Linked DNA regions of Homo sapiens: region 1 is linked to region 2. A link is a loop called in an ENCODE intact Hi-C map of the cell type or tissue named here. Cell type or tissue: PC-9. All regions are shown on one strand. Links, peaks and the distances in the headings refer to the core of each region. The heading gives the core; the rest is flanking DNA.

Evidence for each region. Hi-C counts contacts between places; a loop is a spot of excess contacts. Peaks named below come from ENCODE experiments on the same cell type or tissue, not always from the same donor. Only the 100,000 strongest peaks of a DNase experiment are listed, where the experiment ranks them.
Region 1: a loop joins it to region 2, with 20 times the contacts of the local background. A loop is called at or near these places in 2 of 110 quality-filtered maps.

The regions. Positions count from the first base shown.
Region 1 is chr12:46,453,993-46,458,038 of GRCh38, forward strand. The region is part of intron 2 of SLC38A4-AS1 (SLC38A4 antisense RNA 1); the gene reads left to right. All of the region lies in intron 1 of LOC124902923 (a long non-coding RNA gene), which reads right to left. Among named protein-coding and RNA genes, the nearest start is that of SLC38A4-AS1, 72 kb to the left of the region's middle. In PC-9, for the core only: no CTCF peak of the experiment used is centred there; a DNase peak (open chromatin) is centred at 1,999; H3K4me3 peaks cover 1,728 bases; H3K27ac peaks cover 2,500 bases.
Region 2 is chr12:47,019,125-47,023,170 of GRCh38, forward strand. No RefSeq gene overlaps it. Among named protein-coding and RNA genes, the nearest start is that of PCED1B, 58 kb to the right of the region's middle. In PC-9, for the core only: CTCF peaks have their summits at 2,289 (motif pointing left) and 2,489; DNase peaks (open chromatin) are centred at 2,337 and 3,337; H3K27ac peaks cover 313 bases.

The DNA of each region.
Region 1 (4,046 bases), core at 566-3,065, 570 kb before region 2:
CCATTCCTCCCATTTGCTGATGAAGATAGAGCAATCCCTGCATCCTTCCTGGCTATTTCATGATCTTAAAGTTTTATAGAAGACAAAAATTTAGTAATAATGTAGCAATAATATGATTAAGCACAATAATCATAAAAAAGACCACAAATATTATCTAATGAAAACTCAGCCTCCTCTTCCTTCAGCTTCCTCTTCCTCAACTAGAGAAATGCTGAATTGGGATAGCATTTAATGTTCTGGTTTAAAGACAGGTATTTTAATATCATGTAAATATCAGTGCTTATTGCAGTTGAAGAAAAGTATCAAGAAAATAACAGATTATTCAGACTTAGACTGATATGCTACACAATTACCCCAAGTCTACATTTTAACTGATTTCGCTGATGATTCCTACATTGAAATAATTTTCAATCACAAAATTACTCTTGTTTCTTAAAGTGAATTATTTTGTGAGAGGCTAGATTTCAGATATATATATATATATGGCTATGTATGTGTCTGTGTGTATATACATATATACATGTTTATACATATACAGATATACATAGATACATTTATTTAAAGTTAATCCTCTATAAGTCAGCCAACATAATGTTAATAACATAAACACACACACACATATATATGAATATTATTAACACTATGTTGGCTGACTTATAAAGGGTTGACTTTAAGCAAATTGAGTGTTGAACTTGATGGCCTTGACCATCTCTTGGATTTTTCCTGGGCTCATAATGATCAGAATATACATATTCCAGAAATAAAAATGTCCTTAGGGAATGACATGAAACCTTTAACACGAGTGACCCGTGGAAATGTTGATTATTGATGCCTTCCAGGTGCAGGAGGAAGAGAGACAATCTGCCAAGTGCCACATTCCGACATTAGTAGGTTTTTATGAGGGAGAAAGCAGGTAGAGAGCTGTCGAGTCACTAACACAAGGCCACACAAATGGCAAGTGGCAAGGATGAAATGAAGGCCCAGGTCCTTTGAGCTTCTTCTTCTTTTTTTTCTTTTAGACACAGAGTTTCATTCTGTCACCCAGGCTGGAGTGCAGATGCAGTGGCATGATGATAGTGCACTACAACTTGGAACTCCTGGGCTCAAGCCATCTTCCCTCCACTGCCTCCAAGTAGCTGGGGACTACAGGTGAACACCATCCTGCCTGGCTTTGAGCTTCTCTTTAACTACTTGCTCTCTCTACCACACGCTGACATGGTTTCCTGTTTCTATAAGAGCTGACAACCCTTTCTTGGATTTGCAAGGTTAAGATAGAGCATAACAGAACTTTGCCCACTGCTTAAATAGTTATTAAGTGGGACTATCACTTCATCCACTGATGGGAGATGGTAGGAAAGGGGTGATGCTTTTGAGAAGCTAAGTAGGGTGAAAAGCTGTGCTGGAAGAAATTGGTTTCTGGCATTATATTCAGGAATATAGCAATTTATTTGCAAAACAAGTGTTAGTGGGGTGTCGTAGAGGGCAGGGATGAGAGAACTTAAGGGTTGGATTTTCTCTCAAAGGTGCTTCGTTTGGCTGAAGCCTGTTTCCTCCCAGATAATTTTAGTATTGGACAGGCTCGTGATGGATATATTTCCAGGTGTCTACTTTAGAGATCTATGTAGAGATCTACTCTTTTTCCTCCAACATGTTCTGAAGTTCTCCAGTCTATCAGACCAGCATTCTTTCTGCTGCAATTTAAGCTTACTTCCTCTCCTACTTCTGTTTAAACTGATAACCTTGCCCAACACTGGTTAATCCCAAGAAAGATATTGGGACAAAGGTATCTATTGGAACACTCTCTTTTGGCTTAGTTGTCTTCATAATTCCTCTTGTAGGTGACTGGTTATCTTGATCTCTCCCACAATTGGTTTGGAAGCCTGCTCAGCAGCCCCTGTCACTCAACTCTCAAAGATCACTTTTGTTTTCAAGCAAATACTAAAACAGGTGGAACCTGCCACCAGTAATATGACCCACTGAGTAGAGAAGGTGACTCAGTCTTGGCAGCTCAAGTCAGGCTTGGGAGAGGTGACTGTGGGAATCCAAATGAACGGCTTATTTCCAAAGAATGTGCAAAATTCCAGTGTCAAAAATGTGAACAATTCAGTGCAACTGGACACACCTGACACACCTCTGCAGTCTTCCTCACACAAAGCCACCTGCTCTAAGTCAGCTTCAGGAGAATCTTGTTTTCTAGCACCCACAGGAGCAGTTCCTACAACTCAAGGGAGAGTTCAGATGGAAGGAGTGTTTGCTCCAAGGCTTGATATGCAGCTCAGAGTTGGAAGAAGAGTTTCCAGTGAAGCCCATGATGAAAGTTGATTATGAAACACTGATGTTTCTCACTTTTTTTACACTTTCATTTTGCTGACCTGTTATCAGTAATTTACGTGTTCCTCAGTGTCAAAAAACATGAATAGTTCTTATAGCCTTGCTTCCCTCTCTTCCAAGTCTCAGAGCTTCTGCTGGGTCAGGTTAACCCAAGCTCAAAAAAATCTTGGAGTTTTTCCAGGTAGTCAGTTCTTTCTGCTCAGCTGCCACCATGACTTCTTAAATTTATATAAAGGAAGAATAATCTAGTGGGGAAAAACTTGGCTGTATTAAGAGAAGACATGAGTTTGAAGCCAAGTTTCATTAAGTTGATAATTATGTGACTTTATCTCCTTTGAGAAAGCTGCTTTGTCTCCTAGTACATCTGGTTTTAATTTTGTATGATACAGATAAGATACTGGTCACATGGTGATGTACAAGGATGCTCTGAAAATGAAATAAGGCATACTAAGCTCCAAGACTCTTTTGATATAAATCCTACATAAAGTCAGCAGATTGAGGTTATCATTATAATGATGTAAGTGGTTGTAAATGCTCACCAAGGCTTAACTACATAAACACAGGGAAGAGGAAGAGAGACTTTTTTTTAGTTAAAAAGAATAAGTGGCCAACACCCCAACCCCCTTTTTTTATTTTTACGGTGTGTGTACATTAACATTTCTAAATTACTCAATTCCTTCTTGTGAAGGTTTTGCTAAAACCTGTAAGTTTAGACTATCTGGTGAAAAATCATATCCTCTTGTTATTGATGTTTTAAAACTTTTAAGTATTTTGACCTAAATGCTAAAGAACAAAGTCAATTGTTCAACTAAAAAGGCAGAATGTAAATATTTATTTGGCTTAGGTACTCTCGGAGCATCTATTTTCACAATCAAAATACTTCCTCCCAAATATTTGAGAAAGAGTTATAATATGGCTCTTTGAAAAGCGTGGGAAATTAAGGATGAAATAAAAACGTGACTATAGACTTCCTCAATTTTGAATAAGATTTCAGTGAGGGTCTCTTATGATTGGATGTTGATTTTATTAGCTTTTTATGTGACTTCATACTGCTTACTTTTGAAAAACGTTAATTGCATTTAATAGAGACATGGTTTACAGTGAATTAAGTGAAATATTGAAAAACAATTCTTAGAAAATAAAAAAATGTTGCTTTCCATTTTATTCCTTTTTTATTTATTTATTCCCAGGCTCTGCAGATTAATTTAAGTTTCATAATTTTGTTTGCTTTCATAATTTTGTTTGTTACATATTCTTTTTTATTTGGAGACGGATTCTCACTCTGTTGCCCAGGCTGGAGTGCAGTGGTGCGATCTCTGCTCACTGCAACCTCTGCCTCCCCGGTTCAAGCAATTCTCCTGCCTCAACCTCCTGAGTAGCTGGGACTACAGGCACATGCCACCATGCCCAACTAATTTTTTGTATTTTAGTAGAGATGGGGTTTCACCATGTTGCCCAGGCTGGTCTTGAACTCCTAAGCTCAGGCAGTCCACCTGCCTCGGCCTCCCAAAGTGCTAGGATTACAGTTGTGAGCCACCGCGCCCAGCCACTAGTTATTCACTTTCTTGTTTGAACTTTTGATCGTTTATTCCTTTACTCGGCTGCCCATTCATTTGTTAATACACTTATGAAATATTCAATGACCTAATAATTTGTGCCAGTCGCTGTTCTAGCGACAATTACATTTCATTAATTTAAAGGCATATATTTTCATT
Region 2 (4,046 bases), core at 1,066-3,565:
ATAAGACAGTTCCATCACAACAATAATATAATATTAGTTTGGTACATTACTTCTAATGGCGAAAACCACAATTATCTTTGCACCAACCTAATAATAATAATGGAAAACATTTTCTAAAAGTTAATTTGTAAATTGGTTATATATAATATTGTTGTCAAGCAGATCTTAAAGCAATGGTTCATGTCACTTAACTGCACAAAAGATTTAATCACACACACACGCACACATGTGCATGCATGCATGCACACACCCAGCTTATGAACTAAAGTTCAACTTTCTAAGCTTGACATTCAATATGACTCTTGATCTGGAGCCTACCCTGTTTATCAATTTAATCTTTCTCTATGATCTCCTTATGTAACCCAAAGCCTGTGTCTATGCTACTATCAGACTTAAATATTTTAGACTGCCATATGGCTATCTCCCATATTTTCCCTATCAATTTTTGGCATACTCAACCCCATTCCTGATAGTGAATTAAGTCTTCAGCTGGACCTTCTAATGTAAAATGTTCAAATTCAGAAACTAACTACACTTAAAACAGAATTACCCACTAGAATACATCAAGGCTGTACCACTAAGATAATAATAACTAGCTCTTGGGATTGGAAGGATAAGACAACGATACCATGTATAAATCACTGTGAAGATGTTACCATTATGATGTCCCTACCTCATAATAGCACTCAATGAAATGTCTGTGTCTCTCCTATAATTAAAAAGGCATTCCAAGTAGGAAAATAGCTTTTGCAAATAAATTAAAGTAAGGCTATTTACAGTAAAATAATAATAATAATAATAATAATAATAATAATAATAATAATAATAATGTAGCACAATAGAAGCTTATTTCTCACTCACATAAAATCCAAAACAGATGTTCCTGCTTGGTGGCAGGAGTGGAAGGTCGGCTGTGTGGATGAAGGAAGACTGCTTCATAGCTTCACGCAGAGCCGTAGGCTGGAAGTCTCCATCACCTTCCACATGTGGCTTCCATGATCATCCTGTGTGTCAACATCCAGTGGGCAGATGGGAAAAGAGAAAGCACAGGGTATGTGCCACCACTTCTTAACCACTTGGCCAAGACATGGTACACATCATCTCAGCTCATATTCCACCGGCAAGAACTAGTCCCACCTGGATGCAAGGGAGGGTAGGACTGGAAAATGAGGGCCCTGGCTGGGCAGAGCTTCTCAGCAACAACGCTACACTATGGAAAGGACATTAGCTATCTTTACCACAGCAAAGCACAAGGGTATAGGAGATGAAGCAAAGACAGAGAGCAGTGGGCAGGCTTGCCTGGCTAGAATATGAATTGGAGCTTCGTGGCAGATGAGAACGGTTAGGTAAGGAAAGACAGCCAGATAACAGGAGACTCATGACTCTATCATTATGAATGTTTTCTATTTGAGAGACAGCTGTGAATCCGACCTTGAAGAAGAGTTATTTGATAAATAATGATGTTTAAAACAGACACTGTAGCCACAAAGTAATTTTTGTTTCATTACGAAATGAATCTGGTTTTTATTCAGGCATATCTTCCTTATGTGGAAATTCATAACTTTAAAAACGAATCATTGCATCACTAAGAACTCTTTTCACAGCATTCTCTTACCCCTTCCAAGTACCCTTTTCAATCAATGTGCTTTCTCCTTCCTTCAATTGCTTCTATGGGCTTGCAGAATCTGCTGCTGTGTTTGTTCCTTTGCTGTTCTCCTTTAATTGCTGTCTCTGCTGTGTCTGGTTCTCCTCCTTTCTTTTGGCCCAGACTATTTATTTCTAAAACCCATCAGCATTCTGTGAGGGTTAGGATTCATTTCAGAGAAACTCAAGGGAATTACCTCTGGGTGATTTTTCAGCCCAGGTATTTGGGGCAGTTAAAATGTCATTTATTTCTCTAGACTTGCATGATGTTGTGCAAAACATGAAATTAATCTTAACTACACAACATTCAACTCTTGACATTTCAAGACCTTTATTAAAATGTTGAAATAGAATTTTCCTTTAAATATGTTAATAGAAGAGACTTGTTGCTTTCCCTATGTGATAACTTTCTTCAACTCCCACATCATCTTTCATTACCCAGAGAAACACACCTTTGATTTTATAACGGAAGTCAATGGAAAAAAAACTTGCTATATAGAAATACACATTTACAGTAAAGTTTTTTATGCTGATATTCACTCAGTAATAGAATGTATACCCATATAATCTATTGTTCTAGCTTTCCATAGATGTCAAAAATGTTGTCAGCCTGATGCTAGAATATCACTGCTATTAGTGTGCCATCTAGTGGCTGATGTTGTGATATTTTCCATTCTTTGTTGAGGTAGAAGAGGCTTTAAGTGACATATGGAAAGTCCAGTGAGATTCCTTCTTTGATACAATGCAGGGATGACACAGTTGTATAAAGCCAATGGCCAAATGTTGAGTCATCTGATGATGTGTAGAGGATCGTTTGTAAGTTCTTACTTAGCCAATATAATTAAGAAATGAAGCTATTACAAGAACAATTAAATATATTTGTTAGCTCGCTGTATCATGATGCACAAACCATATGTGCATTAACCATATACCAAGAACCAGAATACAATAAAATGCATTTGACCCTAAATTTAAATTAGATTTAATTTTACTCTTGTTATTCAGATGGTACTTTAGGATCTTATAGGTCTAGGCTTTGAATACTAATTCTCATTGTGTAGTATACAAAAATGTATGTTTGAGCTTTCTGGTTGCTTGGATTTAAAACTAAAAGTGGTTTTGTATTTATAAAGGATCAAACCTATCATGCATAGTGTGAGTGGCAGCATATCCACCATTTTAGTTGATTCTTTGTAGTATTATAACCATAATCGCATGATCTTATATATTGCTTTATTCCAATATTAAAGATTGAGAGATAATGATAATGATTTTATCTTTTAGTTATAGAATTGCCTTCAAATGCCTTGTTTTATAATCATCTCAAAGTCAAACAAGAGATTCCTTTAATCGTTACATCATTTTTCATAGGCAAGTAATGAGGGACTGAATGGTTTTGCTGTTGAAGACAGAAGGACAAAAAAGTAAAATCATATTCTCCAAACATATACAGATAGTATTGAAAAGAAGTGTAAGAATTAGTTATTGTTTGTTTGCCCTTGGAAATAACAGTTATTATTCTGTTATTATTTTTAAACATCTATTTTATTTATTATTATTAAAGGAGCAGTTATCACTAATGCAATCATTTCAGAAAAATTTTCTTTAAAGCAAACACAGGAAAACAGAAACAAAAACCACCTCCATTTAATTGAGTTCTTAGTATGTGCCACGTGATTTAAATACTTTACATACTTTTCTTACTTAGTCCTCACACAACCTGATAAAGTTTCATTTTATAAAGGAAGAAACCAGGCTGAGTCATTGAATAACTTATTTTAAGCCACATTGACAGTAAAGGGCAGCTTCTGGATAAAACCTAAGTGTGTCCAATTTTGAAGCCGTGCTTATAAATGTGACAAAAAATACTTTATAACCATGTCAGGAAAACATGCATTGTACCTACTACTCTACAAAGTCTAGCCAAGAGCAGAACTGACATGCATTGTCTTATTTGCCATAGGTAAATCAACAGGAAAGCGAAGTATAAACAGTTAACTCAGACTAGTATATTACCCAGGGTTTTATACTGGTTGATCTGCCATTATTCCAGAGGCAAGACTACAAATCACTTGGATAACATGATCCTGCAATGTCAAGGTAGGTAAATAACTTGTGAGAGTTTTTAAATGATGCCATCACCACTGCAGAAGAGTATATTTACTCCTTCTGCTTTCCTTAAAATGGCTAGCATTAGGCTCTTTATTCAGAAATTTTTATATTATAACATACCTTATCTTATATCATTATCTTCTCCCAACAATCTATTAGGCCAACGTGCTAGATCAGTGATGTTACTTTAAGGCCCTCTCAATCTTTTTTAAAAGTTGTAAACAGACCACTGTGCCACGTAAAGATTAAAGTGTAAAGACTGAGACTTCAAGAATAAATTTTAATGCTGT